Linked DNA regions of Homo sapiens: region 2 is linked to region 1. Evidence: chromatin loops called from intact Hi-C (ENCODE). Cell type or tissue: dorsolateral prefrontal cortex. All regions are shown on one strand. Links, peaks and the distances in the headings refer to the core of each region. The heading gives the core; the rest is flanking DNA. Region 1 overlaps PRKCE (protein kinase C epsilon). Region 2 overlaps PRKCE (protein kinase C epsilon).

Region 1 (15,388 bases), core at 3,773-11,772:
AGAACCCGGCTTTAACGCACACTCCTCTTCTGCAAATTGTGAGGATGCGCGCAAGTTATTTAAATTCCTAAGCCTCAGTTTTGTCACCCATCAAATGGTTAAGAACAACAATATTGCCTTCTTCACATAGGTAACACATGTAGAGTATTCAATAAAGGGTGCTTATGAGAGTTGTGATTATTAGTATTCATAACATAGTCTCTCTTTTGAAGAACTCAGAAAGATGGAAACAAATGATCGTGTCTTGGCTTTCAAAGGGAGTCAAGAACTGAATATCAGCCCGGTGTGGTGGCTCATGCCTGTAATCCCAGCACTTTGGGAGGCCGAGGTGGAAGGATCTCTTGAGGGCAGGAGTTCAAGACCAGCCTGGGCAACATGGCAAAAAAAAAAAAAAAGAAAAGAAAAGAAAGAAAAAATAACTGAATATTTTTTGTGAGCAGCCATTGATAAAAGTTCTATTAGGTTGTGATACTACAGGGACAGAAAATTTCCTGATATGAAGATAATTTTTCTGGTTACAAATTCCTGAGTTCCTGACCGAGCTTGCCTCTGTTTCACATGGATTCATTCAGTTCCACTTAGAGTCTTTATTGAATACCTATCTCAATCCCAGCCCTGAATCAAGAGCTGTGGAATCCTCAAAAGAAAGACATGGCTTAGCAGGAGAGGTGCTCACAGTCTAGGTGGGAAATAGCAATCATAATGACCTGGCAGCTAATATTTACAGGAAGTTGTGTGCCAGACAGTTTCAAGTGCTCCACCATCTCCTCGAATCCTCCCAACACTCTGAAGCAGGTCCTGCTGACATTCAACTTGTAAGATGAGGAAATCAAAATAAGCACCACAGAGCTTTAAACAGGCAGAACTGGGATTGGAACCCGGGTAGGCTAGCTTCAAAACCTTTACTTTCAATCTCTGAGATATATTGACTTAGTGTAAGAAATAGGAAATGTAAGATAAAGCACACACATTCAAATATACCTAGTGATAGGGACCATTGCAAATCAAAATGCAAAATGTGAAATGCAAAGTGCAGATCGGCAGTGGATTATCTGCTTCAGAATGCTTGGGTAGGTGGCTACATTTCTGCTATTAGTGCTCACCTACCTCTTCTTAGGATATACAGTCATGTACTGCCATTTCTCTCAAAGTAGACAGGCAGACTGTGCTGTGAGCAGATGATGCTCTGTACCCTTACACACTCTCCACATTAGTTTAGGCACTTTTGGATGTTTTCTCAGCTCAAGAAAGCATTTATGTATACATAGAGTTATTCGTTTTTAGCTACCTCTGTCATCAGAGGGAGCCAGCTCTCTGGGGCCATTTCTGAGCCTGCTAAAAAAGAGGAAGTAGGTGCTAACTTGAGCCTACTCCATTTGTGGTGTGTTGAGAGCTAAGATCTGTAACGTGGGCCTCTGGTCCAGCCAACAAGAGTTTCACAAGAAGATAATGGCTGCTGCTAACTTGGTTCCCAGTGACCTGGCTACGGGTGATGAGAATGCAGTGTTTCAGCCAGTTTTGAGGGGTGTTTATTTAAGGTGTGTCTGGCAACTGAAGCAAGCTGTAGTCTGGGGGATTGGAGATTATAAACAGCCAGTGCAGTGAAAAGGGACATTTTATTTTTTTAAATGGGTAGTAACTTAAATTTTTAACAAGTTAGCTCAGAACACAATTTTGTAAATGGGCGTAGAATAAAGAATAAGGCCTCCTTTCCTGATTTCTGGTTTGCTCCTCCTGTCATGTCCATCTCTTGAGTCAGCTCTTGCCTTTTGCTGATTAAGACTCCTTCTGGAGATAAGGACGTATGTGCAGATCACGTGTGCGCATGTGTGTATGTGTGTGTGTGTGTGTGTGTGTACACCCACATGCTCCCCCATTGTATTCACACAGCAACACAACATCATGAACTTACGGTGTGTTGCTTTATCCCCCCTCCACTTAATGTATCACAGAGCTAGTTCCCTATCAGTTGGTACATTTAGATCTTTTTCAGTCTTTTTTAGGACTCGCATGGTGATCTACCATATGATGTACCATAATTTATTTAAGCAGTCTCCTATTCATGGACATTTAGGTCATTAAGTTCATTAAAAGGCTTTCTATAACATTTGGTCTAATTATCTTGTTTTATATATGAGGAAGTTCAGATCCACAAACACACAGACAGATTTAAATAATTCAGCAGACTCTCAAACCTACATTTTGGATGTGTTTATCTTGCTATTATTGTATTTTGATCACAGGAGACAGGAGAAGGTGGCTCAGCTGTGTGCCTGTGAGTGTGTTTGCACACGTGGGTGGGTGTGTGAATGTGCACGCCTACACAGGTAGGTGTACATTATGTTGTTTCACAGATGTGCTGTTGAAAAACTCTGAATGAGTCCTTTTATTTTTAAAAATGGAATATGAAATTTTAAATGCTCCGAGGGTGGGAATAGGATTTGTTATTTAAAGGAAACTTGTGGAGGAATCCTTATGCGAAATAAATCGTTTTTTTCCATTTTTAAAAACTGCTTCATTGAGGTATAATTTACATACAATTAAGTGCATTCATTTTAAGTGTAGGCTTGATTTGTCCCACCCAATGTCTACATTCATGGAGCAGCCACCACAATCAGGATAGAGAAAACTCCCGTCACCCAGGACGTTCCCCTGTGTCTCCTGGCATTCACTGGCCACTTCCAGCTCCAGGGAATCACAGATGTGCTTTTTTGTTATTGTAGGTTTGTTTTGCCCGTTCTAGAACATCGTAGAAGTGGAATGCTATGGTATATACTCTTTAATGTTTGGCTTCTTTCACATAGCATCCATGTTGTTGCATGTATCGGTAGTATATTTGTTTTTTTTTTTTTTTTTAAGAGACAGGATCTCACCTAGGCTGGAGTGCAGTTGTGAAATCATAGCTCACTGCAGCCTCAAACTCCCAGGTTCAAGCCATTCTCCTGCCTCAGCCTCCCAAGTACCTGGGACTGTAGGCATGCACCACCATGCTCAGCTATTTTTTTTTCTTATTTTTTGTAGAGAGAAGGTCTCAGTATGTTGTACAGGCTGGTCTTGAACTCCTGGCTTGAAGCGATCCTCCTGCCTCAGCTTCCCAAAGTGTTGGGATTACAGGGGTGAGCCACCGTGCCCGGTCCTCATTCTTTTTTATTGCTAAGTAACATTCCATTACATGGATGTAGCATGGTTTGCTTATTCATTTACCTGTTGTTGGACATTTGGGACATTTCCAGTTTTGGGCTGTTAGGAATGAAGCTGCTGTGAACATTTCTGTATAGTAGATGGCTTCCCCAGTAAATCATCTCCACAACTCAGCGTACAGATCCAGTTTTTTAATATATTGAAGTAGTATAAGCTAAGGCCATGCATTCAATAAGCCAACATGTAGAAATCTGTATTGAATCCCTCCCATGTGCGGGACAGACAGGGTCCTGCTTTGCAGGGATGTACACTGAAGCCTGCATGTCTTTGCACTGCAGTGGAAGCTGTTTGAGAAAAACGATCTGCCCCTCCCCTTATTTTATGAAAGTAAGTGCTATTATAAGCCCATTAACAGAATAGAATCTTGAACATATTTGATTACATGTGTACTCTCTGCTTTTTGACCAGTCACTGCACACTACCAATAGAGCAAGTAGCAAATTTTACCCCAAATGAAGAGTCTTTAATTAGCTGCTAACTTCAAAATCAGCACCCCGCAGCTGCTGCTGAGTTGCTCATTGTATTGCCTCAATGCTTTCTGCTTTCCAAATGCAGAGCTGGGAGGACACCTGCTGCCTGAATGTCCCCTGCTCTGTCCAGCTGGCCTCTCCCATGCCAGGTGGGTCTGGGGATGGTAGTGTGCCTGCGGTGCCTCCAGGGGAGAGGGGGCATCAGTGAAGGGGTACAGGACTTGGGCAGTGGGCCCCCTGCTTTGGGAACCAGTCCCCCAGTCTTCTGTCCTGATGGTTCCCCGTCTGCCTCCTCCTTTCTCACTCTCCACCCTCCTCCAAGTAAAAAAGAAAAAGACACAGCAGTAGATTATCTAGGACCTTACTGGTGGAACAAGGGCAGTGCAAGCCTTCCCTTGTCCTTCTCATCCTTTCTGGATTCATCTTTTTCAGACCCTGTCCCTGTTGCCCTTTTGCCTCTCTCCACGCCTTTGTGCCTGACAGCAGATGGGAAGGGAAGTGAAACTCGAATTGGGCCTGTGTGACCTTTGTGGGCTGTCCCAAGGAAAGGTTTGCTTAGACATCTCAGGCAAAAGTTGAACCTATGGTTAGGAAGCTTGACTTTGTATATTAGACCTCCCTTCCCTTGAAGCCAATAACCCCCAACATGTAGGTGTACAGATAACCTGTGGATCACGGGGGGCTGACAGCAGCACATCAGCCAGCAGCCTGGAGATCAGCATAGGTGGAGTCCTCTTGATTTTGCTGTTGTGGTTGTCAGAACTCCTGCTGGGCAGGTGTGGTGTCGAGGAAGAAACATGAGACTGAGAAACAGGAGTTGAGGGAGCAAGTTCTTTTATTTTTTTAAGACGGAGTCTTGCTCTGTTGCCTAGGCTGGAGTGCAGTGGTGCGATCTTGCCTCACTGCAGCCTCCGCCTCCCAGGTTCAAGCGATTCTCCTGCCTCAGTCTCCAGAATAGCTGGGACTACAGGTGCATGCCTCCACACCCAGCTAATTTTTATATTTTTAGTAGAGACGGAGTTTCACCATACTGGCCAGGGTGGTGTCAAACTCCTCACCTCAAGTGGTCCACCTGCCTCAGTCTACTAAAGTGCTGGGATTATAGGCATGAGCCACCACGCCCAGTCTAGGGAGCACGTTCTGATTCTGCCAGTCCGGCTCCAGGGGTCTCATGCACAGACATAGGTGTGAATGGCACCTCCTGGGGTTGTGCAGCTGGTGTGATCTCACTAGCACACTGCATGATATAATGGCCACCTATCTTCCTTAACCCCAGCTTTCTCAGATTCTCAACAGCACTAATAATACTGTTACCACGCCTGTAATCCCAGCACTCTGTGAGGCTGAGGTGGGAGGAAGGTTTGGGCCCAGGAGTTTCAGGCTGCAGCCATGACGGCACCACTTCACTCCAGCCTGGGGCACAGAGCGAGACTCTGTCTCAAAAATTTTTTTTGAAAATAACAAAACTCGCTACCTTACAGATTAATTGTGAGAAATGAATAAATGAATGCGTATGAGGGGCTTTGTAAACGGCTGAGCACCACCCCAAAAAAGTCCCTAACTTTTGGCTTTTCTAAGATTGCCTTTTTAGGGCTTGATGTGGGTTGGGCTCTTCCCCATTGCCAAGTTCCTAATTCACATGAGAGGCACTCTCATTGCTGCCCAGACCTCCCCTCAGAGCACCATGGGGTGGTCAAGGTGTCTGAGGTATTGCTGTGCCTTCCAGGTCTGCCTGGGGAAGCCAGTGACACCTGAAAAGGGGAATGAGCCCACTCTGGGGACGGGAGGGTTGAAGGAAGGAGACTGCACCTCGGACTGGATTGTCAGAGGAGGCTCAGTTGGCCAGGCAGGGCTGGGGTTGTGAGCATGACTTGCAAGCTCTGTTGACCTCTCCTCTGTGCCCCAGGCTGACCTGGGTGAGAATTCTGGCTGAAAGCTCTCTAAGCCTGTTTTTTCATCAGAAAAGTAGAGAATATTGCTGTCTCACAGGAGATTAGATGAACTAATGCAGGTAAGGTGCCAACATGGCGTCAGAGGCACAGTAGGTGTCATTGCCCTTCTTTCATGAGTACCACACGTCCTCCCGATGCCCCCGAATACCCTGGGTATAGCCCTTCCTGCCCCGGGTTTCCCCCAGAAAGGGTGCATACAATACTCTTACCTTGGATTTTAAAGTACAATACTCTTACCTTAGTTAAAAAAAAATGTTTTCAGAGACAGGATCTCACTTGTCACCCAGACTGCAGTGCAGTGGCGCATTGCAGCCTGGATCTCCTGGGCTCAAGCAATCCTCCTGCCTCTGCCTCCCAAGTAGCTGGGACTACAGCTGCCTGCCACCACACCTGACCTTTAGCTCTTTATTTGATATTCACAACAACACTGTAAAGTCATCAAATGTCCTGGAATTACATGTAACAATACCAACTTTGTTGAGGAAAGTTTGTTATAGTAGAAATAACATTGGACTAAGAAGCAGAAGACTTGCCTTTTTCATGATAACTGCACCAATGATGACTATTTTATGCCGGTGCCTTTGCTAAGCACTGTGCATAGATTATCTCATTTAATCTCACAGCAGCCCCATTTCACTGACAAGCAGGCTGAGGCATACAGAGGGTAGCTGCTTGCTTCAGGCCACAAGGCCGCTAAGTTTGCTCTTACCCACCACGTGCAGAGTGTCTCCTGGGTGCTTAGTTAAAAAAAAAATTTTTTTTTTTAACTAAGGTAAGGTGCCAAGTGCTTTGCATGTATGTTTCATGGAATTTTCATGACAACCCATTTCACGGATGAAGAGGCTGAGAGGCTCAGGAAGAGTAAATAATTGCCTGAGGTCACTCAGCTGATAAAGGACAAAATGGATTCTGCCCTGATTTGACACCAAAGTCTGTGTTTGTCTCCCCCAGTTTGACTGCCTTGCTTCTGGCCCGTGCTGGAGGGGTAGCCAAGGCACCGTAGTGTGAAAGAGAATCATAGTCAAAGAAAATAGAAATAGTAGCTGGGAAGATGTGTTAAGTTGGGATATGAGGTCCAAGGAGGTTTGATAAATTAGGTTGCATCTGGGAGAACTGGGAGGAGCCTGGTGCAAAGAAGAGGCTCAGAACTAACCCTGGGAATGGCTGGGAGGAGGTAGCGAGTCTGCTTTTGTGTCACGCCAGCTGCCTGGTGCCAATGCAGACTGACAGCTTGCAGGGTTGTGCAGGGCTGGGCACTTACATTGCATCATTATCTGGACCATGTAATCGTGAGCAGAATTTATGATTAAACTAATTCAGCGGTGAAGTTGTGCCACACTCTTCACCATCTTTTATACTTGGTGACCCCTCCAGTCGTTGAAGACCCACCACCTTGGATGGATTCTCAGAGCTTCCTCGCTTGGCTAGCTGGGGCTTGGCTGGCGATCTGCGGCCATCTGCTCATGCTGCAAAGCTCTTTGTTGCTTTTGGCATGTTTAATAGCTTAATTTCTATTTTTCTGTTTGGAAATGCAGTTCACCAGCACGGAGGCTGCAGTGGGTGCTAAAATGCTTTCTGATTGCTATCTTGAATGTTAATATCCGAATACATTTTATCATAAATGACCTGTCCTCCCTGCCACGAGTTCTCACTCCCCTTTTGCAAAGATGGGCATGGTGCCTGCCTTTGGATAGGCCCCGAAGCCCATCTCATTCCTTTGCTCTCTCCCTCCCTGCTTTACACAGATAGCATTGTACTTTGCCAATAAAGTCCACAGTCGTGGGAAATCTTTGAGTTGGAGGATATGAGAAAGAGTTTCATTTTGCCGGCAGGGTTTAATAGGGATGATCTAATCTCTAAAAGGCATACATTATTTAAATTCCATGCTTTTAGGCAAGAGGGCCCCTGATATTTTTGACTTTTGTCAGGGAGAAGATTCTGGTTTGGCTCTATTCAGCAGAGCCGACTGTTGGTTTTCCTGTTTGTCATTCGCTGCAGGGGCTGGTGAGGGTCAGCACTAGTGGTGAGAATTCTGGAGAACATTTTCTTTACCCAGAAACTTAAAATCATGGACTCTTGGGGAGAAAGGAATGAGAAAAGGCAGCATGCGGAATTACCAGTTTGTTATTTGGTTCCCATCTGGATTTAAAACCGAAGATCCCAAACTCAGGTGAGCAGCTCCCCCGGGGTGCCCAGGGGGCAATGCAGGCCTGCTCGTGGCACTCCCTCACTCCTGTGCCGACGGAGCACCTCAGCTATCACCAGGGGCCTCTCCCACGAGGCACTGAAGAGTCTTGTGGGTGAAAATGAAATTTTGAGGGAAACCTTAAGCTCTCTCAACCATTAGAGGCTGAGTCAGGCAACAAGATGGGGTCAGGAGTGACTCTGGGAGCCTCCTGGATTGTGTGTGGGGTGAGACGTTGGGAGAGTTTGGAGAACACCATTCCAGCTGGTCGCTTTGTCTCATGGGGACATGTGGTGCTCATGGTATAGCTGCCTCATCTTTCCTCTACCCTTTTTCAAATGTCATTTTAGTAGAGATGACATGCCTGCCTTCCTTCCTGGGGACAGAGCCTTGGGAGGGTGAATGTTCCCAGAATAGACTCTGGAAGTTCTGAACACAGAGCCTTTTCCCACCTCCACGAGTGTGTGCTGGGTGTTTCCTAAGAGACAGTGAGCTACGAACTAGGGATGCAAATCTGGTTATCATACTTTCTGTCTATCAGGACAGAGAGGTAGATGGACAATGTATTACAACTTAATAGGAGCTGTATTAGTCAGTGTTCTCTAGAGGGACAGAATCAATAGGATATATGTATATATGAAGGGGAGTTTATTAGGAGAATTGACTCACACGATCACAAGGTGAAGTCCCACAATAGGCCGTCTGCACGCTGAGGAGCAAGGAAGCCAGTCCGTGTCCGAAAACCTGAAAAGTAGGAAAGCCGACAGGGCAGCCTTCAGTATGTGGCTGAAGGCCCAAGAGCCCCTGGCAAACCACTGGTGTAAGTCCAAGAGTCCAAAAGCTGAAAAACTTGGGGTCTGATGTTTGAGGGCAAAAAGCATCCAGCACAAGAGAAAGATGAAGGCTGGAAAACTCAGCAAGCCTAGTCTTTCAAACTTCTTCTGCCTGCTTTATTCTAGCCACGCTGGCAGCTGATTAGATGGTGCCCACCCAGATTGAGAATGGATCTGCCTCTCCCAGTCCACTGGCTCAAATATTAATCTCCTTTGGCAGCACCCTCACAGACACACCCAGTAACAATGCTTTGCATCCTTCAGTCCAATCAAGTTGACACTCAATATTAACCATCGCAGGAGCCATGAGTAAGATGTGTCTGGTGTATTGTGGGAACACAGATGAGGGGCTAATTAATTCTGACTGGGCATATCTGGATAGATTTCAGAGAGGAGGTGATAATTGACCTTGACTTTGAAGGAGGAGGAGATATCCACTAGACTGACTGTTCTGAAGTAATTCTTGCTAAATGCTTGCCTGCTCTTTGCTGGGGACAGTGAAAAAGGAAAAGGAGGGGGATAGTGGTTCCTGCCCTCAAGATATTCACAGCTTGTTGGGGAGAGAGCCTGGCACTATGAACCAATGAAAGCTCTGTGTAGACAGATGGGATTGTGGAGGCGGAGAGGCTAGCAGGGGGACTTGGTGATCCAGGGTTTCCAGAGTTACTACTCTCTTATAGAGAGAACACAGTTTCTGTAAGGATAGTTCAGTCCTTGCAAAGATGTCTTTAACTACAAGAGGCCCAGCCCTCTGGCTTTTGTCTCACCCAATTATTTCACCACCTTGTCTCTGTATATTATAAGTAGTTAGCTGGATTTGAGGTGGGGAGGGAGGAAGTGAGGGTGCCTGTGCTGTTTCTTACGCCTTGCATACCTTCCCTTCCCTCTTCCCTTCCGTCTTCTACACTGATTTCAGGTTCGTCAGATACTTTATCAGTTCTTCTCTGTCCTTCATCATTAAGCTGGATTCAGCATTGTTCCCCATTTTTTAACTCCACAATGAGATGATAAACGCCATAAAAGCAGGAGTAGTGTCTTCCTGCTTCTCTTATTTCCCCTGGGAGCAGTTTCTGTGGTATAAAGAACATGGGTTTCTCAAGACAGGCTTGGCATTGAATCTCAGCATTACCACTTACCTTGGAATTTGGGCACAATTTCCATATCTGTAAAATGGGATAACATAGGGCTTTCTCAACCTCAACATCATTGATGACATTTGGGGCTGAATGATTCTTTGTTGCGAGGGGTCATCCTGTGCACTGTAGAATGTTTAATGGTATCTCTGGCCTCCACCCACTAGCTGCCAGAAGCAGCACTCTCTCTCTCTCCAATCATGGCAAAACTGCCTCCAGATGTTTGCCAAGCATCCCCTGTGTAGCAAAATTGCCCCCAGTTGAGAACCACTGGGATGGTGCTACCTATGGGGTATGCATCAGTCCTCCCAGGTCTGCATCTCACCTAGCACTCAACACATTGTAGGTTGGTGAATTACATGGAGCTGTGTCTCTAGGTTTTAGCAGTTTGGGGTAGAAATGTTGTGGAACTCTTAGGTTGCCCACACAATGCACTAACAGAGTCACTGTCATTTTCTTAATTGCAGATTGATCTGGAGCCAGAAGGAAGAGTGTATGTGATCATCGATCTCTCAGGGTCGTCGGGTGAAGGTAGGAGAGCGTGACTTCTCATCCCTGTTTTCTTCCATTGGCCCTTTGCCTTCTGGGTCTCTTCTTTCCCCCCCTTGGCCGGAACACATTATAGTGACATTTAATTAATTGGCATCCTTTAAAGGAAAAGGTTATTTTGAAGATGCTTACGCCTGTGTACCAAAAGGGACCAGCCATCTGTTAACTTTGGTGGAGCAGAGGGAAGATTTTGGACTTACCAAGTGAGGCCAATAAAACGGGCGTTTTTGCACGCTGTGTGCAAGGCAGGCTTCAGTGGCAGGGCAGCCTCTCCCAGGAGGCTTGCGTGGGGTTTGTGTGTGTGTGGTGGGAAGGAAGTAAAACCAGTTGGTCTAACGGCATCCAGAAATGAAACGAATAAGGTGACAAACTTCAGAATCTTCTTTAGAGCTTTGATAGAAGTGGGACTTCTTTTACCAGTTCTTTACACAGACAAAAGCTCTGCTCTTAAAGAGAAATAATGGGGTGAGGGAACATCTGCTCCCCACTGACTGATTAGATGGCGTATTACACCCTCTTCCTCTTACACCCTCTTCTTTCAATCCTTTCTTTGCTCACTTAACTACACTTAAGACCTTTGAAGGGTTTGCTGGGTGTTGAGGACTGAGCAGTCAAGGGAAGAAGGGAAGCCTAGAAAATAAAACCTTATCCAAACAGGAACAAGGAGATAACAACCAACTTAAGCTCTAAGAAAGATTTGGAATTCGGACTGAAATGTAGTTATTGTGGCCTTCTTTTCTCTCCTACTCCTCCATCTGTGGGCAGGGGGACAGAACAGTTGGCTTTAATGCCATGGCAGGGATATTGGAAGACCATGTGTAGTTCCTCTTGGCAGTGAGAAACAAACAGTGTTTGGGGACTGTGTCCCAAAAGGAAAAATGGACACTCAGCTCTCTCAGCTCTCCTGCCTGGAACACTTGGGCCTTTCACAACATCTCCCCAGAATACTGGGGATCACAAGCTCAAAGTCACAATCCCACACACAGTCTCTAGTTTAAGGCTCAGTGATAGAAGGAAGGATTACATATTCAGTTAGTCAAATGATGTGCTTGACAGTGGTGCCTGATGATTTCCATTCAGCTAATTTATCACCCAATCTCAACAGGTATTCGGAAGAATTCAATAATTGTGTGTATATGGGGATTATAATAGAATTAGGCCCTCTTTTAATAGATCCCAATTATTTGGCATAGGTTTAAAACTTTAAACAGCCTTCCAAAATTGGTTGCTTACATTTCCTGCTCTTTATTGCAATTACATTTTGGCATTTCCAACTTCCCTTCTCTGCTCTCAGCTCTGAACTGCCCAGAATAGAACCTGTTGTAGAAGATTTGAGGATTTAACAATATTTCACATGAAATATTTAAGACCTACAAAAGGGCATAAAGACAAATTAAATGAGCACCAGTGTGCCCACCGCCCCAATTAAGAATTAGAGCAAGCAGTGAGGTGAAGCCTTGTCCTTGCTTTTAACATAGAAAGTGATCCAAATTCACCAGACTTGACTTAAGGTTTTGCAGTGTGGCCTCCTGATTCTAGACACTGGCGAAACATTTGATGGGCAAAATCAATCCCCTTTTTTCCTTACATAATCTGTGTGCAATATGATAATTAATTAAATATGTATTTCCTGTGCCAAGATGCTGAGCAACCAATGGGAGGCTGGGACTATTTTCTCTTTCTTTGAAAAGATAAATGACTTGCAAAATTATAGAAGACATCCTTTTTTACATTAGAGGGAAAGGAGATGGACAAATGAATGAATAAATAAATCAGAAGCAATTGATTTTTTTCTGCTTGCTTCTACAGCTTATTGCATGTGAATAGCCAAAGCAATTTTCACTGGGCTAAATTCTGAGTCTATTTTTTAAATCTCTTTCATCTAAAGAAAATAGAGTTTACTTTAGAAATGCTGACACATGCCAGAGTCTGAAAAGTGCTAGCATGTGTTGCTCTGAAGAAAAGAAGACATTTTTCTACTTTTTTTTTTTTTTTTTTAAATTGCTGTTCTTGGACTTGGGATCCTTTCTTTCGATGGTGGGTAGGACTTTCAATAATCCGTTCTGAGAAGCTGCTCTTGTTGTTTGTGTTATACACATCTGTTCTCCCAGTCCTGTTGCTGGGACTGTGAGGGTTCCTAGCCTGGAGGGGGTTTTGGAAGAGTTGAGAGGGCAAGGGGAGGCCCTAGAGAATGAGAAACCACAACATTTCATACCTAAACCACGTGAGATGGGTCTGGGGTGAAGCAAGTTGTCACAACCACCCTCCTGGATTTACAGACTGTGGACTAAGTATTTTTTTTTTTTTTTTTAGTGAAAATACCTAACTCTGCATTCTGTGAAAGGGAGAGAGTTGAAATGAGGCACAGCTGAAGTTTCACCACTCCATTATTCTGCCATCAAGCATCCCTTCAGCTCCCATCTCTCAAATGCTGCAGCCCCATCAATGGAAAAAAATACATTCATGGGAATTGCACAAAGTTTACAACACATGCAAATTCCAAGGAGCTCAGAGAGAGGTGTGGGGGTGAGATGGTGTGACTACACCCCCTTCTTCTAGGATGCGCCGAAGGATTCTTTTTCTTGCTCATATGCTGTTAGAAAGCCTGGGCGTTTACGTCTGCTGGAGCTGGAGCTAATGTGATTTCTAACTGTCTAATAAAATTCCACTGCTTGCATGTCCTGTGCAGTTCACTATAGTGGAATCTGGCCAGTGTGTGTTTTGGCTAAACCAGCCATCCTAACCCCAGATGTAAGGGGGTCAGGCTAGATGACAGTTAAGGTCATTTCCGGCCATGTGATTTTATCCTTTGGTACAATTTGAATAGACATCTGTCAGAGCTCGTGGCTGAGGGCTGGCTAATATGTACAGAAAAAAGGAGTTGCAAGAAATGGACTCGTTTGGTGCTAGGTATGGTGCTAGGCACTTTACCTACATTATACCAAGTAGCAAACCTGCTCAAAATGCTCTTATGGGAAGCTCCAGTCTCAGTCCATGTTTTACTTGCATCGTAAGTAATAATCACAGGGGGTTCTGGTAAGGGTGGCTCTCCAGGCTCTCCAGATGCTTAAATCAAAGCACAATTAGCCCAGGTAACAGAGGCATAAACAGCAATGTAATTCTCACCTGTGCAAATGATGGTTTCCTGCTGTGCCCATTTGTTAGTATTTCTTCCCTTCATATGATGTAATTTGCATATTATTTCTTATTCTTTCTAATAATGTGGCAATGCCCCATGATTCACAGGCTTACCGATGAGAGACGGTCGGCGCCTGACCTGGGGACTGATAGGTTCTTCTTCCCATGCCTTGCACCTAGGTGTCATGCTCACCTGGGAGAGTTCTTCAGCATCTAAACCAACAACAGCAATAACAAGTAGGCCCATTGGTATGTTTGGATCACCAAACTGTTTCTCCAACAAAATACAGAGGATACAAAGGAATAGGAATGATTTTTGCAACACGTACCTCACAAATGATGCAGATAAGTCAAGTTCTGGAGGGATTGCATATTGTGGAAGCAGAAGAGCAGGGAACAGGAGGCACCCTGTTTCTTTCTGCAGCCACAGGCTGAAAGGGGTCAGTCTTCTCTGTGGGACTCAACAGATAGAGGAGAAAGAGCACAGCCTTAGGAGTCCTTCAGACCTGGATTGAAATCCTGGCTCTAGTGTTTAGTAGCTTAGAGCCTCAGATTTCTCACCCACAACACAGGGATAATGGTTCCTATGGTAGGTGCTAGGCCAGGATTGTCATAAGAACAGTGCTTTGGTACAGTGCCCTCGCATGTAAGAGATGATCAGTAAATATCATGAAGCCTTGGAGACCTGAGGGCAGAGAGGTTGGCATAGCTCTACCCAGTGCCCTTGAAGAAGCATCTGGCAGGCTATTCAGGGAAACTGTTCAAGGACAGGTTTCTGACGCTGGGGTGGGACATGTTCACAAGGGCCAAGAACAGAGCCAGGTACCAAAGAGGCGACTTAACAGAGTAATCTATCTGGCAGGGACTGTGCGATTGCTTTCTGCACAGTTCAGGCCTTGCCTCAGTTTTGCCTATTGTCACTCCATTTATTCCTTATCCTCTCCCAAGTAAAGTAATTCCTGGAAGGACATTCTCTAGCATCCCTGAGCCACTCATTTGCATTCCGTGGCCCTTAATGCTAGAGGCTTCTCCTTGTCAGAGCCTGGGCTTGTCCCATCCCTGCTTAGTGTGGACCATAGCATGTGGTCCCCATCCTCTCACCAGCCCTTGGGTAAAAGGCCTTTAAATATTTGAAGACAGTTTTTCAATATCTCTTTTTTCAGGCTGAATCAATCAAATCCCTTAACCTTTCAGAAGGGATATTTTAGAAATCTTAACTCAACTTTGCAACCTCTTCTGGACTTTTTTCAAGTTGCACAGGCAGACGTGATCAAACCAGCTTCGCTTGGTTCTGAAATAATAACATGTGTGTAGAGCTCTTAGCTTTACCAAGTGCCCAGCAGTATTACCTCCATGTGGGAGATGGTGAAATTGAGAGGTCAGATGATGTGCTCCAGGCCAAAAGGTTGATTATGAGACCCTGCTGGGTCCAGACCCCAGGCCACAATCCAGGTCCTGCTTCCATTCATGGCCCCAGTAATGAGTTTGCCACATGGCAGTGATTCCCCACTCCACCCCTGGTTCGATCTTTTTATTTTAGTTCTCTTCTTCAGAAAGCTTTTTATAGAAATATAAAGCCAAAGTTCTTAGCTTTGAATCCAAAGGTGACCAGAGTCTCCTTCATAAATAAGCAGATCCCTTTTCCACTGTGTTAGAAATAAAAGCTCTTTTGGTCCGAGCTCAAGGTTGGATCCTTCTCAGGTTGTCTGTAATGTGGATCCATGGCTAAGTCTTGGTCTGAAACTAGACCTGACTCAAATCCCAGCAGGTTAATAATTCTTCCTACTGACCTGCCCTCCTTGCTAGAGATGTTAGTTTTGTATGTGAAGACTCTGAGTCCATAGCAGGCATTAGAGCAGTACCTCCAGGGCTGAAATCAAAGTGAAAGGGGTTTTTCTCTTGAAACTCTGTCTTAGCCAGTGGGCAG
Region 2 (15,388 bases), core at 4,174-12,173, 88 kb after region 1:
CCCTAGATCTCCAGAACTAGTAGCCCCACTGATAGGAACAACTCTTCAATGTTTAGGCAGTCTGAATAATCTCTCAATCAAACTCCTGTTTGATAAGAGAAAAATGTATCTTAAGGTCTAATGGAGGAAAACAAAGTGACATCAGCTTGAGGATAAACTTTGGAGGATGATGGAGTGCACACTGAGGCCTCAGCTTGGGGCTTTCTAACTGCCCACTCAGTAACCCAATACAGGACTATAAAATGGTGCAGACGCTTTGGAAGACTCTCTGACAGTTCTTCAAACGATTAAACGTGGTTGCCATATAACCCAGCAGTTCCACTCCTAGGTATGATCCCAATAGGAATGAAAACACAGAGACCTGTGCATGCATATTCATAGCAGTGTTATTCATAATAGCCAAAAAGCAGAAGCAACCCAAATGCCGTCAACTGCTGAATGGATAAATAAAATGTGAAATATCCATGGTTGAGCCATAAAAAGGAATGAAGCACTGACATGGATGACCCTTGATGATATTAAGCTAAGTCACCAATGTCAGATTCAAAAGACCACATATTGTATGATTGCACTCATATGAAATGTCCAGAACAGGGAAATCCATGGAGACAGAAAGTAGACTTGTGGTTGCACAGGGCTGGGGGTGGGGAATTGGAGAACAGGGGGTGGTCGCTAAAGAATAAGGAGTTACTTTTTGAGGTGATGAAAATGTTCTAAAACTGATGGTTTAGTACATATCTCTGAATATACTAAAACAATTGAGTTGTACACTTTACATGGGTGAATTTATGGTGTGGGATTTATCTCAAAGCTGTTTTTAAAGAAAGTCAACCAAATAATTGTTGTCCTACCCCCATACACATGCCTGTTGCTCCCCCATTTTCATAAAGCAAGCAGGCTCTCAGCTCATCCCTACATCGGTGAGCTGAAGCCATCAGAAGAGAGAGTAGCTCCCTCTGAGGACTCAAGGAAGTCTGGAAATGTCCCCTGCCCTAAAATGTTTATGAAATATTTTCACAAAATCGAAATAAACTGCTTAGGCACTGGTCTTCAATGAACTGAAGGAGACTGAAGAATAAGGGCCACATAAAGGTATCAGGGAGGTAGTCTTTTACACAGCCAAGCCCCTCGTAGAATTCCTAAAGTTCTTGGGAAGAGGAGACTTGTCCAGAGAAAAAGGCGTGTGGAGTTGGAACTGCCAGAATTCCTATAGCCTTTGAGGGAGATGGTGGCCAAAGATGATAGGAAATATAAATTGTTGTAAAAAAAACACATACGTAGATATAGTTAGCAGAGCCCTCTTAAAAGATGGGAGAAAATAACAATAGTTTACCTTTCATGAGCACTTGCGTGCCAGCTACTCTTTCTTAAGTTTTGCATGTATTAGCTTATTTGTTCCTCACAATGACCCAACAAGTTATGTACTATTATTGGCCCCATTTTCTAGCTTAGAAAGCTCAGTTACAGAGTCACTGGGTCACATGCTCAAGGTCCTAGCTGGTAAGTGGTAGAGCTGGGTAAACTGACAGGGTGACCAGAGCTCCAAGTCACTCCTTTCTGGCTGTGAGTGGCTGCTTCTGGTTGCTCCAGTGTTCTGATCTACCATGAGTTTTCCATGTGCCATTATACAACAAAGGCAAGGGAGGCTGGGTTGTGGCCCTTCTGCGAGACCTTTGAGGGGAGGAGTGTCATTTTGCTATTTCTTCCTGGTGTGATGCCTGCTGTCATACAGAAAGGACTCAATACATGTTTACTGCTTTAGAATGAATTAAGTTGGATGGATAATAAATGGAGGCAGTCAACTGATTTCTATATTGTTTTTGATATTTGGTTTAGTAGTGGAGATAGGATTATATTATCAATATATATCACATGTTCCCTCATATAGGGAAAATGAACTAAGGCTCAAATGAGATTACAGGTGGGCAGGCACTCTGAGATCACAAAAACAAGCCCTTTCTGCATAGGGGAATTCTTCCTCTATGGGACTATTTTCTTAAGGGCATCACTTGGTGTGAATGTGGTTCCTAATGAGCTGATACTCCTCTAGGAGGTCAAGTTGAAAGATCAAGTTGAAAGATAGTATGAGAGTGTCTCTGTTGACATTGGTTTGAGGTTATCTCTGACACTGGGGGATTGCTGTAGCCTGAGCTTTGTAAAATTCCATTAAATGGTAGTTTTACAAATTGCCATTAGCTTTCCTATCATATGCAGTGCTTAATGGAAAAGAGCTGGACTAGAGGCCCCAAAACTCTTTATACTGGCTGAGCTGCTAACCCACCAAGTGTTGTCTCCAAAGTCAAGCCCCCTTATACCCTCAGGGGGCAAAACATCTAGAGTTGGGGGACACAGGAGTCAGAAGCAACTGCTTCAGAGTTTCCATGGAGGGGGTCAACTGCCCTCCCTGGAATTGTAACCTGTGCCTCATTTTGAATTCTTCCTTTAACTTTTGGATGACCCGCCACCTGCTCTCTTCCTACTATCTTCATTAAACCCTTCCCCCCAGGCTGTCTCCACCCCAAGCCCATGTGGGCCCAATCTCTGCCCAGCAGCAACTGCCTGGGGTGCCGTCAGCTCAAGCTGCACTTACCATGAGGCAAGAGCAGCTCTTTAATAGAGACGTGTGAGCTGATCCTCTGGCTCGTGTTGCTAAGCAGCTGGCTTTTGGTTGCCTGGAGATTATCATGGAGTTGAGACCACACAGTGCAAACGGGTGTATCTTCCAGTGCTGGGATGTGCTTAAACGCCTAAGAACCATCACACCTTTCTCTTGCAGCTCTGATTTTATGTTAAATCCCTGTAACTTGAGGGTACATCCTTCACATATTAGTCATTGGAAATAATAAATGCACAAAAGATCATGTTTCGATATCCCTGGCTTTACAGGGCTTGACGATTATTTCCTCAAGATATAAGAGGAGAGAAAATACCACACACCTTCTGTAGAGCCAAATAAAGGAAAGAAACAGATACTGAACCCTTGTGCTTATAACAGAGGACAGGAAGACAGCACTTCTGAATTTTCCTTGGCGTGACTGTGTATCTGCATGGGGAGAAATAGAGGAGTAGGCCTTGCTGAGTGGAGAGCATTTCAGAAAGTTCTGATAGGAAGGACTATGGCACTAAAAGTCTTCTAGAAAATACAGAAATTGTAAGTCCCTGGGTCCCTGGTATTGTGACACATATACCTCTTCTTGAGTTTTGACAGCTTTCAGATAGGAGATGGGAGTGTGGAGTATGTAACCAGGCATTCTGCTAACAAGCGTTTGTGTGCCCAGAGCAGTGGCCATGTGGAGAAGCCATCAGCCAACTGCCTGAGGCTCACAGGGTAGGGTCTGAATTTCTTCCTACAAGGAAGAAATGCCAAGTGCGGTCAATAGTATGTATGACTTTGGCCTGAAATTGCCATTTGGAGACCAGCTTTGGAGGTAGAGCAGAGTCCAGGGACATCTCTAGTTTCTGTCAACCAGCCAGGTGTGTTTATCACCTCAGCTGTGCCCTCAGCCCTGTCTTAGGTGCTGCGGTGGATATAGAAGTCTAAGACACAAAGACACCCGTGAAGCAATGTGTGCAGGTTTGTGATTAAGTGCTGACTTGTGCAGCACAGACTTTGTGGTATAGGAGGGCAGAGCAGGGAACCATCCCTCAAGTTCAGGGGGTTGGGAAGGCTCCCTGGGGAGGGGGCTGGGATCACCTTGGAGGGTGGCTTTCTAGGAGCAGAGGGAAGGAGGGAGGAAACTCGAGCCAGGGAGAGCATGGAAAGCAAAGGTGAGGTGGTTGGAGTGATCTTGCCTTGTAATAGGAATGTGGAGAAACCACACTGGCCAGAGTGGAATGTTCTTGGGCGCAGCAGGAAGAAAGGTTGTTATTGGAAGTTTTGAGGAGAGAGGTGTACATTAATCGACATTTAACATGAGTTTGTTGTGTCCCTGGGCTCCTTGGAGATATTGAGAGGTGGAGAGGAGAAAAGAGCACTCCCTCCACAGGCCTTGATTTGCAGTCAACAAATGGACCCAACCCCTTTTCCCATCTTCTCCTGTGCCTTAAACCGTCAGGGACTTTCATGGGAACCTTTCCTTATGGGTGGGGAATGAGCAATGGAATTGGCTGTTCGTTCCTGTCCTGGCCATTTAGTTGCTGAGTAATTTGTTTTTTGATCTTTATAAGAATGGGAAAGAGACGTATTTTTGTTTGGGGAGAGGTATAACAAATATGTCCACTGCCAGGGAAATAAATCCTTGCGCCAATTTTGAGGCTTTCTTTACTGGGTAGACCAGTTGTTTTTGAATAGGAAAATGAAGGATGGAGGCAGAGGAGATGTTAAGGAAACAATGATTGTTGGGATGGGTGGAAAGGAAGCATTCTTCACTGTATGTTTGTGTTCTATGGAGGCAGGATAACAGAGAGGCTGGGAGTGCGGGCTCCCATGCCAGACTGAATCCAGACTCTGCCACTTCCTAGCAGTGGACCTTTAGGCTGGTTGTTTAACTCACCAGGAAAAATGACAGGACTCACTTCCCTACCCCATCAGGTTTTGTGATGGTTGAAAGGGGGTTACCACACATAAACATATGAAAAAGCACTTGGCAAATAATCTTCTTTCAGTAAGTGTTAGAGATGCTGCTGTTACATTACTGGCCTACACAGTGCTGAGAAAAAATATGTCTTTTCGTCTATACTTAGTGGCAGCAAAGAGTTGCATGGAAATTAATTCATGGGAGAAGTGAGGCTGAATGCAGGACTTGGATTGAGGGCAGAAACAATGGAAGGCATAGGTCAGTTACCAAAGCCAGGCCTGGGCTTGCAGGAAACAGCAGAGCTCTGAGTTCCTTGGTGCTCATCAGTGAGCAGGGACATGGACAGCTCTGAGTGCAGGGGACCAGCCTGCAGACATCAAGGGCTGCACAGCCAGAGTTCTTAATAGGTTCAGTGAGGGGAAACTGAGGTACCCTGGGCTGGGCAGGGTGTTTTAAAGGTATCCACTGTGGACATGGGTAGGCTTGCTAAGGTCTTAAAGTAGAAACAGAACTATCTGAAGCTTGATACTGGGCAGCCAGGACATGAGAACTGTTCTTGAGGATGTCCAGTTTCTCATTTCCAAGACTCGTACTAAGGGAGAGGGTGTTCCCCTTTCCTTTCCTAAAGGCCCTGTGGACAAGCATATTATCCTGATAACTCATTTCCCCTTTTCTCTCTAAGCATGCTGTATTTTTTATTTATTTATTTATTTTTGAGACAGTTTGCTCTTGTCACCCAGGATGGATTGCGATGGCATGATCTTGGCTCCCTGCAAACTCCACCTCCCAGATTCAAGCGATTCTCCTGCCTCAGCCTCCCGAGTAGCTGGGATTACAGGCACCACCACCACGCCCAGCTAACTTTTGTATCTTTAGTGGAGATGGGGTTTCACCATGTTGGCCAGGGTGGTCTCGAACTCCTGACCTCAGGTGATCCACCCGCCTCGGCCTCCCAAAGTGCTAGGATTACAGGCGTGAACCACCGCGCCCGGCCAAGCATGCTGCATTTTAATCATCAATTAGCATCAGTAAACATTTACTGTGTACCTAGGATACATCCATCCGAGTAGTGAACCCAAGGGAGAATTCTAGAGCATAAGCTCGGGGAGCTCACAAGCTGGCCAAGGATCACCTAGACTGAGCTGACTTCTATTAGGACTCTTCTAAGACCTGTGATGTTGATGACAGAAGGCTGCTTTCAATCATCGTGGGCTGGGCAAACTCTGGCAGGCTTCCAGCAACAGTGGGACTTGAGCTAGGACTCAAAGGTTTTGCATAAGCAGATAAAATATTGGGGTAGTCATTCCTGGCCCAGGCCAGGGATAACCTGAGGGTGCGATTCGGTGGGGGAGGCAAGGCTAACTTCAGTGGGTAGAATCAGGTTGGGAGAATTCAGTGGGGCTGAATATTCGAAGCCTCAGTGCCACCCACTTTGGCTTGGGAATTTCTAGAATATTGTGCCAGTTTTTTTCTACATCCCAGGAAATGGGGGACTTGCATCTCACAGACTTGTGAAGTATAAATAACTCAAATGTTGAGAAATGACAAAGTTGGCAAGCATGAATTTTCGGCCTGCTGCTCAGCGGCTGACTGCTGAGGCCTGCAATGATATGCAAGGGAACTTGGCTGGCTAATTTTGAATTTTCCTTTCTCCAGGGCCATGGCAAGAGGAATATGGGCAGAGGGGGGAATCAGTGCTTTGTTTCAGGGCAACTGCCATACATAACCACTGTCTTCAAATAAAAGCCTTTCACAAGTAGGTTTCCATTACACAGCAAGTCGAGGAGGAGCTGGTGAAATCAGTGAGTTAGGTGAGTCCCCCCCATCCTCAGGATCTTTTGTTATGGTGGTGGTGGTAATGGCGGTGATAGTGGTGATAAAGAGGAGGGGATGTTGCCCTTAACGTAGTACTGGCATATTACATAGCTCTTCCATACAGGTCATCTTATTTGATCCTAAAGCAAAACTGTGAGGTAGGCAGAGTATTCTCTCCAGTTGAAAGTCGGAGGCTGAGAAGGATTTGTAAGCCAGTGCTTTCTTTTTTTGTTTTGGTCATTACTAAATTACTGTGTTTCTTATTAACGAACATTTTGTGACATGGACAGCCGTGGCTAGAAGCATTCAGACAGAGGGGCTCCTGTGGGCCAGAGGCACCAAAAACGATTTCTGGAAATAGAATTTGAGCTTAGAGGTTTGGGCTGAAAAGTAGGACACAGGATAGTAGAAGTATAGAATGTGTGGTGTGTGCATGTGTGAGTGTGCACAAGACACAGGATGGTGAGAAGTATAGAATGTGTATATGAACATGTGTGAGTGTGGATAGGACACAGAATGGTGAGAAGTATAGAACCTGTATATGTGCATGTGTGAGCGTGCATGGGACACAGGATGGTGAGCACTATAGAATGTGTATACATGAACGTGTGAGTGTGCATGGGACACAGGATGGTGAGAATTATAGAATGTGCATATGTGCACATGTGAGCGTGCATGGGACAAGGATGGTGAGAAGTATAGAATGTGTATATGTGCATGCATGAGTGTGCACGGGACACAGGATGGTAAGAAGTATAGAATGTGTATAGTCCATGTGTGAGTGTGCATGGGGGGGGTGTTGTCAGAGAAGAGGGAGGTGAAATTGTAAAGATATAATTTGTGAATTAACAAATGTAGTTGGATTTTTGTGGTATTGGAACCTAGAGAAGGGAAGGAGACGAGTATTCATTGACATGCCTCAATGTGCCAGGCTCTGTGCTAAGCACTTTTATGTATATCATCTAATTTAATCATTGCAATCTTCCTATGAAGCAGGTATTATCTCCATTTTTGCAGCTGATAACTGATGTATAAACAGAAGAGGTACCTCCCTCCAGGTCTCATAGTAAAGCCACAGGCATCCAGGTCTGCCTGAGTCCAAGGGCCATAACTGCCTACCGTGCCCCAGGACCAAACCTCTGGGCCAGTCTGTACTGCTGATCCAGAGATTATGCAGCCTGGCATATTATTTGATTCTGCAGCCCAGGCTAAGGAGCATTAGAGAAAGGGAGGATTTCATCTCCAGAACTGTAAATCAGCAGGAAGTAAAATCTCTCGCATAGAGGCTGATACTCTCTCCTGCAGTGGATTTGAATATTTGTTTTCCCATTAAATAGATAAACACATAATTGCTAGCAGCTGATGTGTGCTGAGAAAAAAAAATACATCTTTATTTTTCCTTAGCTCTAGAAGAACTTTTCCACAGTGATTTCAAATAGTCTTTGAGATACCCAAGGCTTCGTGTAGATGTATGCCTTCCTAAGTGACTGTAGCCTTCACTCACGGAGGCAGGAGAGGGTGGGGGGGCCTGGGTGGTACTGGAGGACCCCAATGTACATAGACTTATCTTTGATGAGCCCAGGGCCGAGGAAGAGTATCTGGCTATTGTTTGTTCTTTTGGGCTCTAAGATAGTACCCCTAGCACTAAACTCCTTGACTTCAAGGATTCCCTTTCACCTCCCTCCAAGCTTTCCTAGGCTGTAGTTCTGTAAGAAACTGCTTCTAGTTGTTCTGTGTTGTGATCTATGGGAAGAGGTGGCTGAGTCCCAGTGACCTCTACAAATTTTGCTTGTGGTGTGTGACCATGGGTATAGTTCAGACTCAAAGCTATAATGCTTTACATTTGAATATAACTTTATACTTCTTTTTGAGATAGAATCTCCCTCTGTTCCCCAGGCTGGAGTGCAGTGGTGCCATCTCAACTCACTGCAACCTCCGCCTCGCGGGTTGAAGCAATTCTCATGCCTCAGCTTCCCGAGTAGCTGGGATTACAGGCACACACCACCATGCCCAGCTAATTTTTTGTATTTTTAGTAGAGATGGGGTTTCGTCATGTTGCCCAGACTGGTCTCCAACTTCTGAGCTCAGGCAATTCTGCCCGCCTCGGCTTCCCAAAGTGCTAGGATTACAGGCGTGAGCCACTGTGCCCGGCCCATAACTTTACACTTCTCTGGACGTACTGTTTCATTTTAGTCCTTCCACAACAATGTGTATAGAAGTAATGGTAGATATTTTTAACAGAAGGATGCCGAAGCGTCTTTGCTAGAATGGCAAGAATCGAGACAGAGATGAGGCTGGGACAAGCCTTCCTCAGTCCTTCTTCATGCTTTTTCCTGCCCCCCACTAATAGTGTGGATGGACTTTTTTTTTCCTAGAAAGGTCCGCAGCTCATGCATATAATGCATGCACATAATCCATGCACAACCAGAATTAGACTATTCTGCAGCTGATGGAGCACCTGGAGCCTTTTGTACCCCGAGGCTGGGAGTCTGGGGGCCCCTCTGTCAGCGCTGAGGTCCACCTGTCTGAGTTGTGCTTATTGTAGGCGGGAGCAGCCTTTTCCTATTAGCTGTGCCACAGTTCAATTTGGAATTGTGCGTTCTTTCTTCTTTCCCCTTTTAGAAGGGATGGATTTAGCCTTGGCATGCCAAATACAAACCCTCACTTCATCTCGAGAGCTCTCTTCCCATCCACCCCTCCTCTGGCAGGCTATTTACAGACTTGTCATGATCTGCTCGTCATCCTACCACGCGGGTCAATCTACCAGTGAAATGAAAGGAAAGAAAGGCCCCAAGCCAATGGATTTGGGCAGATGAGCCTTATATAACACGTGCTAAAAATATGCAGCTAATTGGAATGGAAAAGGGAAAAATGAGTTGTGCTTTAGTCTTAATCTGAGACACCAAAGAGCGATAGCGGAGCCGTTCCTCCCGGCGGAAGATGCCCATATATAAATAATTTTACTCTTGTGCGTACTCTCCATTTTGTGGCTTTTTAACCGTGTTTAATTCCCATTTATCCCCCCACGGGACTGAGTTCAGGCAGCAGAAACCGAGACTAAGGGAGCATGAAAGAAAAGATGCAGGAAACTGTTGCCCCTTCAGGGTAGAAGGAGGCAGTGTCTAGGTGGGTGGCTGGGTGTTAAGATGCTAATTAAGCTCCCACTCTTGATTTCTTCCAAAGCTAAAAACTTAGAGAACTCATATTATCAAAGGTTCTTATTGCCCTGGAAATTGGTTACCATTGGGAATTTTTGTAAGCATTGCAGGGATACTGTCTTCTTCCTGTTCCATCCCCATCTTCCCCCCACCCCCAGGACCTCATATAATTATCTCTAATCCTTCTCTTGCATCTTTCATGTGTTTCTCGTGTCTTCTTCCTGTACCTATGATATGCTCAATCCTCCCTTTTAGTGCCATATTGTGGGTGATTCATGTTTAGTGCCTGCATTTCCTGTAGAACATGAGCACCTCGAGGGCAGGGCCTTGCCCTAACCCACTGTCAAATTTCTCTAATGCCCAGCATAGTGCCTGGGCCAAGATGGCACCAAATATATGCTTATTGAGTAAATGAATCATTCAATGAATCAATGAATGGACAAACCAAAGGTCGTATATCATGGTTTTTGAAAAATATAGTGTGAGAAATGAACCCTGCTCTTATTATTCAAGTCTGATGTTGGTTTCCTTTGGCAGTCAGATGACGCCTCCATCCAGCTCAGTCACCTGATTACTGTTCTGTGCGACACCCCACAAATGAGGACATGAGAATTCTAAAGATAGCAGAAGAAGATGTCACAGACTGAATTAGAAATAGAGGAAGGCTAACTTTGGTGTTTGGAAAGCGCATGGATTAGAGTATCACAGGTTGATAAGTGATTAAGAGATGGCCTGGTACTACCTACCAGTTTAAAAATGAAGAAGGCCTAGGGAGTTCAGAAAACTTGACCAAAATTATATGATTAGCTAGTGGCAGATCCAAGAAAGTGCCTGGTGGCTCATGTTGGATGCTTAATAAATCTTACAAACATAAGGCATGTCTCCAGAATCTGGCCCTCTCCAGTCACCACTGTGCCTCCCACTGGTGGGGGAGGAAGCATTGCACATACACAGGCAACTCCAAGGAGGGCTGTGGGTGTCCACCTTCCAATTGGAATGCCTGTCCTTTGTCTGTGGAGGGCATGGCAGCTGCAGTTACTCATCATGAACTCTGCTGCCTCATGACTGGGAACAGAGCACCATCGCTTGCATGATTTATTGCACCTAGAATCCACTTAATGCCTCTGTTGTTTGTTTGACATTGCAGCCATACATTTGAGTCAGACTAAAGGGATTCCAGGTGTCAGATCAGGAAGGCTTGATGTGCAGTCCCCCTAAGAGTTGGCTTTAGGAAGTTTCGAGGAGATAAGAAGCTTGATGTGCAGTCCCCCTAAGAGTTGGCTTTAGGAAGGTTCGAGGAGATAAAAGCAGTCAGATTCTTCCTTGCTCAGGGTCAGATTGTATGCCGGGTTTAGGAGAAGGCAACTTACCCTAATGGCGTGCTGCTGTTGGGCACATAATTGTGTCCCTGATCCTTCATTTCCTCCTGTAATTTATTTCATCCTTATACCAACTCTGTAAGGTCACTACTGTCCCCATTTTCAGGTTGCAAAGCAGAGGCCAACAACATTACATGACTTGCCCAGGATCCATCATGCTTCAAAGTCTAAGCTCTTTGTTTAAGATTGCCTCTGGATTGATATTTTAGTATTTCTGTTAAGTCCTTGCACTCTGATAACACATTTAATTTATTGTTATGTAATTCTAGTATTATGGTGTATTGCTATTAAGCAAATGGTTTTGTGATTTATGACATGCCTGGCTTTGTGCTCAATGCTGTGATTTATGCTAGAGAAACCATCCCAGAGTTCCTGCTTTCAGGGAGCTTATAGTTAAGGTGAACATTCCTCAGACATTTAAATAACAAAACAAGGCTCCATGTGATTAGATGCCAGAATGAATGACATAGGTGGTAAATGCTCTAACAACACTTTCTGGTGTCATCAGTTCATTGACCTAAATTTTCCCCACTCCCTAAACAACCTCCTGATGGTAAATTACTCTAGTTGGAGCCACATGCATTCTTTTGCTTCACCGTTCCATTGGGGCTTAACTTCCCACCACTGCTGGTGTTCCAAATGTTCTATAATTGAATACTTTGTATGCAATGCTGCGTATGACTGATTCTGCCAACTTTTTCATTAAAGTAACATAGACACACAGAAAAATGCATGGCTAGTGAGTATACAGGTGACTGAATTTTTTTTTTTGAGAGAGAGTCTTGCTCTGCCACCCAGGCTGGAGTGCAGTGGCGCGATTTCGGCTCACTGCAGCCTTCGCCTCCCGGGTTGCAGCGATTCTCGTGCCTCAGCCTCCTCAATAGCTGGGACTACAGGCACCTGCTGCCACACTCAGCTAATTTTTGTATTTTTAATAGAGACAGGGTCTTACCATGAGACTGGCCAGGCCAGTCTCAAACTCCTGACCTCTGACCTCAGGTGACCCACCCGCCTCAGCCTCCCCAAGTGCTGGGATTACAGGCGTGAGCCACCACACCCGGCCACATACTGAATTTTTAAGATGCTGGGTGACCAGCATCCAGATGGAGAAAGAGAACATGGCCAGCCCCCTCCATCCTCTCTTCTGCTCACTACCCCTCACCCAACTTCTTGACTCTCAAGAACGTGGAATAGTTTTACTTGGTTTTGAACTCTACATGGATTTATACAGTGTATACTGTTGTGTCTGGTTTTTCATTCAACATTAGGTTTCTGAGATTCATCCATGTTTTTGCATGTAGTTTATTCATTTTCATTGCTGTAGACTAGTCCATTGTGGGAATATATCCGTTCTATAACTGATGGACATGCACTTGTTTCCAGTTTAGGGGTAGTATGAATAGTGCAGCTATGAACATTTTAGTTCATGTCTTCTGGTGAACAAATGTACACGCTGGCATTGAGTGCATACCTAGGAGTAGCATTGCTGAGTCATGGGTTGCAGCTGCTCAGCCTCAGTAGATACTGTCGGTGTTCCAGAATGACTGTACAAATTTACACACCCACCAACAGTCTGAGAGTTCCAGTTGCTTCACAACCCTGCCAAAACTTGGGATTATTCATCTCTTTTCCATATTTAGCTGTTCTGGTGGGTATGTTTTATTGTATCTTTTTTTGTGGTAAAATATACAAAACATTAAATTTACCATTTTAAGTGTATTGTTCAGTGGGATTTAGTGTGTTTATGTTACTGGACAACCATGACCACTATCCATCTCCAAAACCTTTTTCGTCTTTCCAAGTTGAAATTCCGTACCCACGAAACACTAACTCTCTACTCCCCCCAGCCCCGGGCAATCGTCATGCTACTTTGTCTCCATGAATTTTGACTACTCTGCATACTTCATATAAGTGGAATTGGGCAGTATTTCTTTTTATGACTGGCTTATTTCACCTAGCTCAATGTCTTCAAGGCTCATCCCATGTTGTAGCAAGTGTTAGAATTTCTTCTTAAGTCTGAATAGTATTCCATTATATCTATAATATATACCACATTCTGTTTATCCACCATTCTTTGATTTTATTCTGATTTTAATTTGCATTTCCCTGATGTCTTTGCATTGCTCTTGAGTGCCTTTTTATATGTGCATCATCTATTTGGGTATCCTCTCTTAGAAGTGCCTACACAAGTCTTTTGCCCATTTTTCTATTGGGTTGTCTGCTTTAAAAAAGATGATTTTTAGAAGGTCTTCATAGATATTGGATATGAGTCTCTGTTGAGTATATGAATTGCAAGTACCTTCTTGTCTGTGGCTTACCTTGTAGTTCCTTAAGAGGATCTTTTGATGAACAGAAGTCCCTGAGGAATGTATCAATTTATCAGTTATTTTCTTTATGGTTTGACCTTTTCGTATTCCATTCAAGAACAGGCTGCCTACCTGAATGTCTTAAGGATGTTCACCTATGACTTCTTCCAAAAGTTTTGTTTTACCTTTCACCTCATATGCCTGCTTTTTTTTTTTTTTTTTTTTTTTTTTTGAGACTGAGTCTCGCTCTGCCGCCCAGGCTGGAGTGCAGTGGCGCGATCTCGGCTCACTGCAAGCTCCACCTCCCGGGTTCACGCCATTCTCCTGCCTCAGCCTCCCGAGTAGCTGGGACTACAGGTGCCCACCACCAGGCACAGTTAATTTTTTTTTGTGTTTTTAGTGGAGACGGGGTTTCACCATATTAGCCAGGATGGTCTCGATCTCCTGACCTCGTGATCCGCCCGCCTCGGCCTCCCAAGGTGCTGGGATTACAGGCGTGAGCCACCGCACCCAGCATGCCTGCCTTTTTAACTGGGAGTGGTTATTTTGACCCTAGGGGAACTAGGCTGCTTATAGCACAATCATAAGATTTGGGCAGCACTGTAGTAAAATCATGTTAACTTGGTAACAGGGTCGGGGGACTAGTGGAAGCAAACATAAGTGCAGGTACTCCTGGCTTCAGGCATCATGTTTTTCTAAAGAGTTGCATGTGAATTTTATCCAGTGAATTTGTCCATATTATAAACACTGAGTCTGTGACTTTTCAGAGATTTCCACCAAAGTTCCAGAGGTAGTCTCCTAACTGACCTCTGCTGTCACCGACTTGCCAAATTAACTCTGTCTCCCATTCTCTCTGACACACGCTCAGGGCACACTTGAAAGCTCACAGCCATAGTGGAGCAGCTTATGCCGTACTCCCACTGTACACTTCTGTCCCCACCAGTAGTTGTGTGTTTATCAAAAGCCACTTGTATTTGTTCTTATTGTAATAAATAATTGTAATGAAATCTTATTTAAACTGAGATGAGTGTGAAAAAAAGTTTCTATTAAGACTAAGTTGAATGTGACGGAAAAAGCCAAAGATAAATTTCCTATAAAATTACTGTTGGCCAGGCATGGTCACTCATGCCTGTAATCCCAGCACTTTGGGAGGCTGAGGCGAGCAGGTCACTTGAGGTCAGGAGTTTGAGACCAGCCTGGTCAACATAGTAAAACCCCATCTCTACTAAAAATACAAAAATTAGCCAGACGTGGTGGCACATGCCTGTAATTCCAGCTACTTGGGAGGCTGAGGCGGGAAAATCACTTGAAGCCACAAGGCGGAGGCTGCAGTGAGCCGAGATCACACCACTGCAATCCAGCCTGGGTGATAAAGCGAGACTCTGCCTCAAAAAAAAAAAAAATTACTGCTAAATTGTGTGAGAAAAATAATAAAGCTCTAAAAAGATTCCAAATTCACATTACTTCACAAGTATCTTTAATTTTTGCTCCACTAGAAAGAAACCACAATTGGGCTGGGCATGGTGGCTCACACTTATAATCTGAATACTTTGGGAGGTTGAGGCAGTAGGATTGCTTGAGCCCAGGAGTCAAGACCAGCGTGGGCAACATGGAGAGACCATGTCTCTACAAAAAAAAAAAAAAAATTTAAATTAGCCAGGCATGGTGGCATGTGCCTGTAGTCCCAGCTACTTGTGAGGCTGAGGCAGGAGCATTGCTTGATCGTGGGAGGTTGAGGCTGCAGTGAGCCATGATCATACTACTGCACTCCAGCCTGGGCAGCAAAGCGAGACACTCACTCTCTCTCTCACACACACACACACACACACACACATAGAAAATGGAAATGGAAATCATAGATAATGTTTGTCTGTAAGAGATGATGAGGGGGACCATACCTTAAAGAAATTGGCCTTCTGTTATTGGCAAGTGAGTACATATATTTGTTTTTCAATATTTTCAGTTTGAATATTGTTAGTTAAAATACTTAAAGTACATACATCTTTTCTTTGCATGATTCTCTGCTTTACTGACTTTTTATTAAACAAACATTCTGCCATTCACCAAAGATAAGTGGGGCAGAAGAAAATAAACCCCCTCCTCTCAGAGCCGGCCTCAAGCTAAGAACTTTTGAAGTACTGTTTTAGCTAAAAAATATTAATACTTTAAAATTTGCATACTATACCATGTTTATAAACAAAAGTGTTTTTCTT

The links. Peaks named below come from ENCODE experiments on the same cell type or tissue, not always from the same donor. Only the 100,000 strongest peaks of a DNase experiment are listed, where the experiment ranks them.
Region 2: it touches region 1 in a loop (4-fold over the local background); 10 of 110 quality-filtered maps call a loop at or near these places.

Annotation. Positions count from the first base shown.
Region 1 is chr2:45,832,759-45,848,146 of GRCh38, forward strand. It overlaps PRKCE (protein kinase C epsilon), which reads left to right. Exons shown (of 15, transcript NM_005400.3): 2 at 10,242-10,305. Among named protein-coding and RNA genes, the nearest start is that of PRKCE-AS1, 160 kb to the left of the region's middle. RefSeq lists enhancers at 1,133-1,282, 1,333-1,442, 3,312-3,837, 4,379-4,448 and a silencer at 8,014-8,133. In dorsolateral prefrontal cortex, for the core only: no CTCF peak of the experiment used is centred there; a DNase peak (open chromatin) is centred at 6,833; H3K4me3 peaks cover 1,413 bases; H3K27ac peaks cover 2,591 bases.
Region 2 is chr2:45,920,085-45,935,472 of GRCh38, forward strand. The region is part of intron 2 of PRKCE (protein kinase C epsilon); the gene reads left to right. Among named protein-coding and RNA genes, the nearest start is that of PRKCE-AS1, 250 kb to the left of the region's middle. In dorsolateral prefrontal cortex, for the core only: no CTCF peak of the experiment used is centred there; DNase peaks (open chromatin) are centred at 5,756 and 9,077; H3K4me3 peaks cover 862 bases; H3K27ac peaks cover 4,837 bases.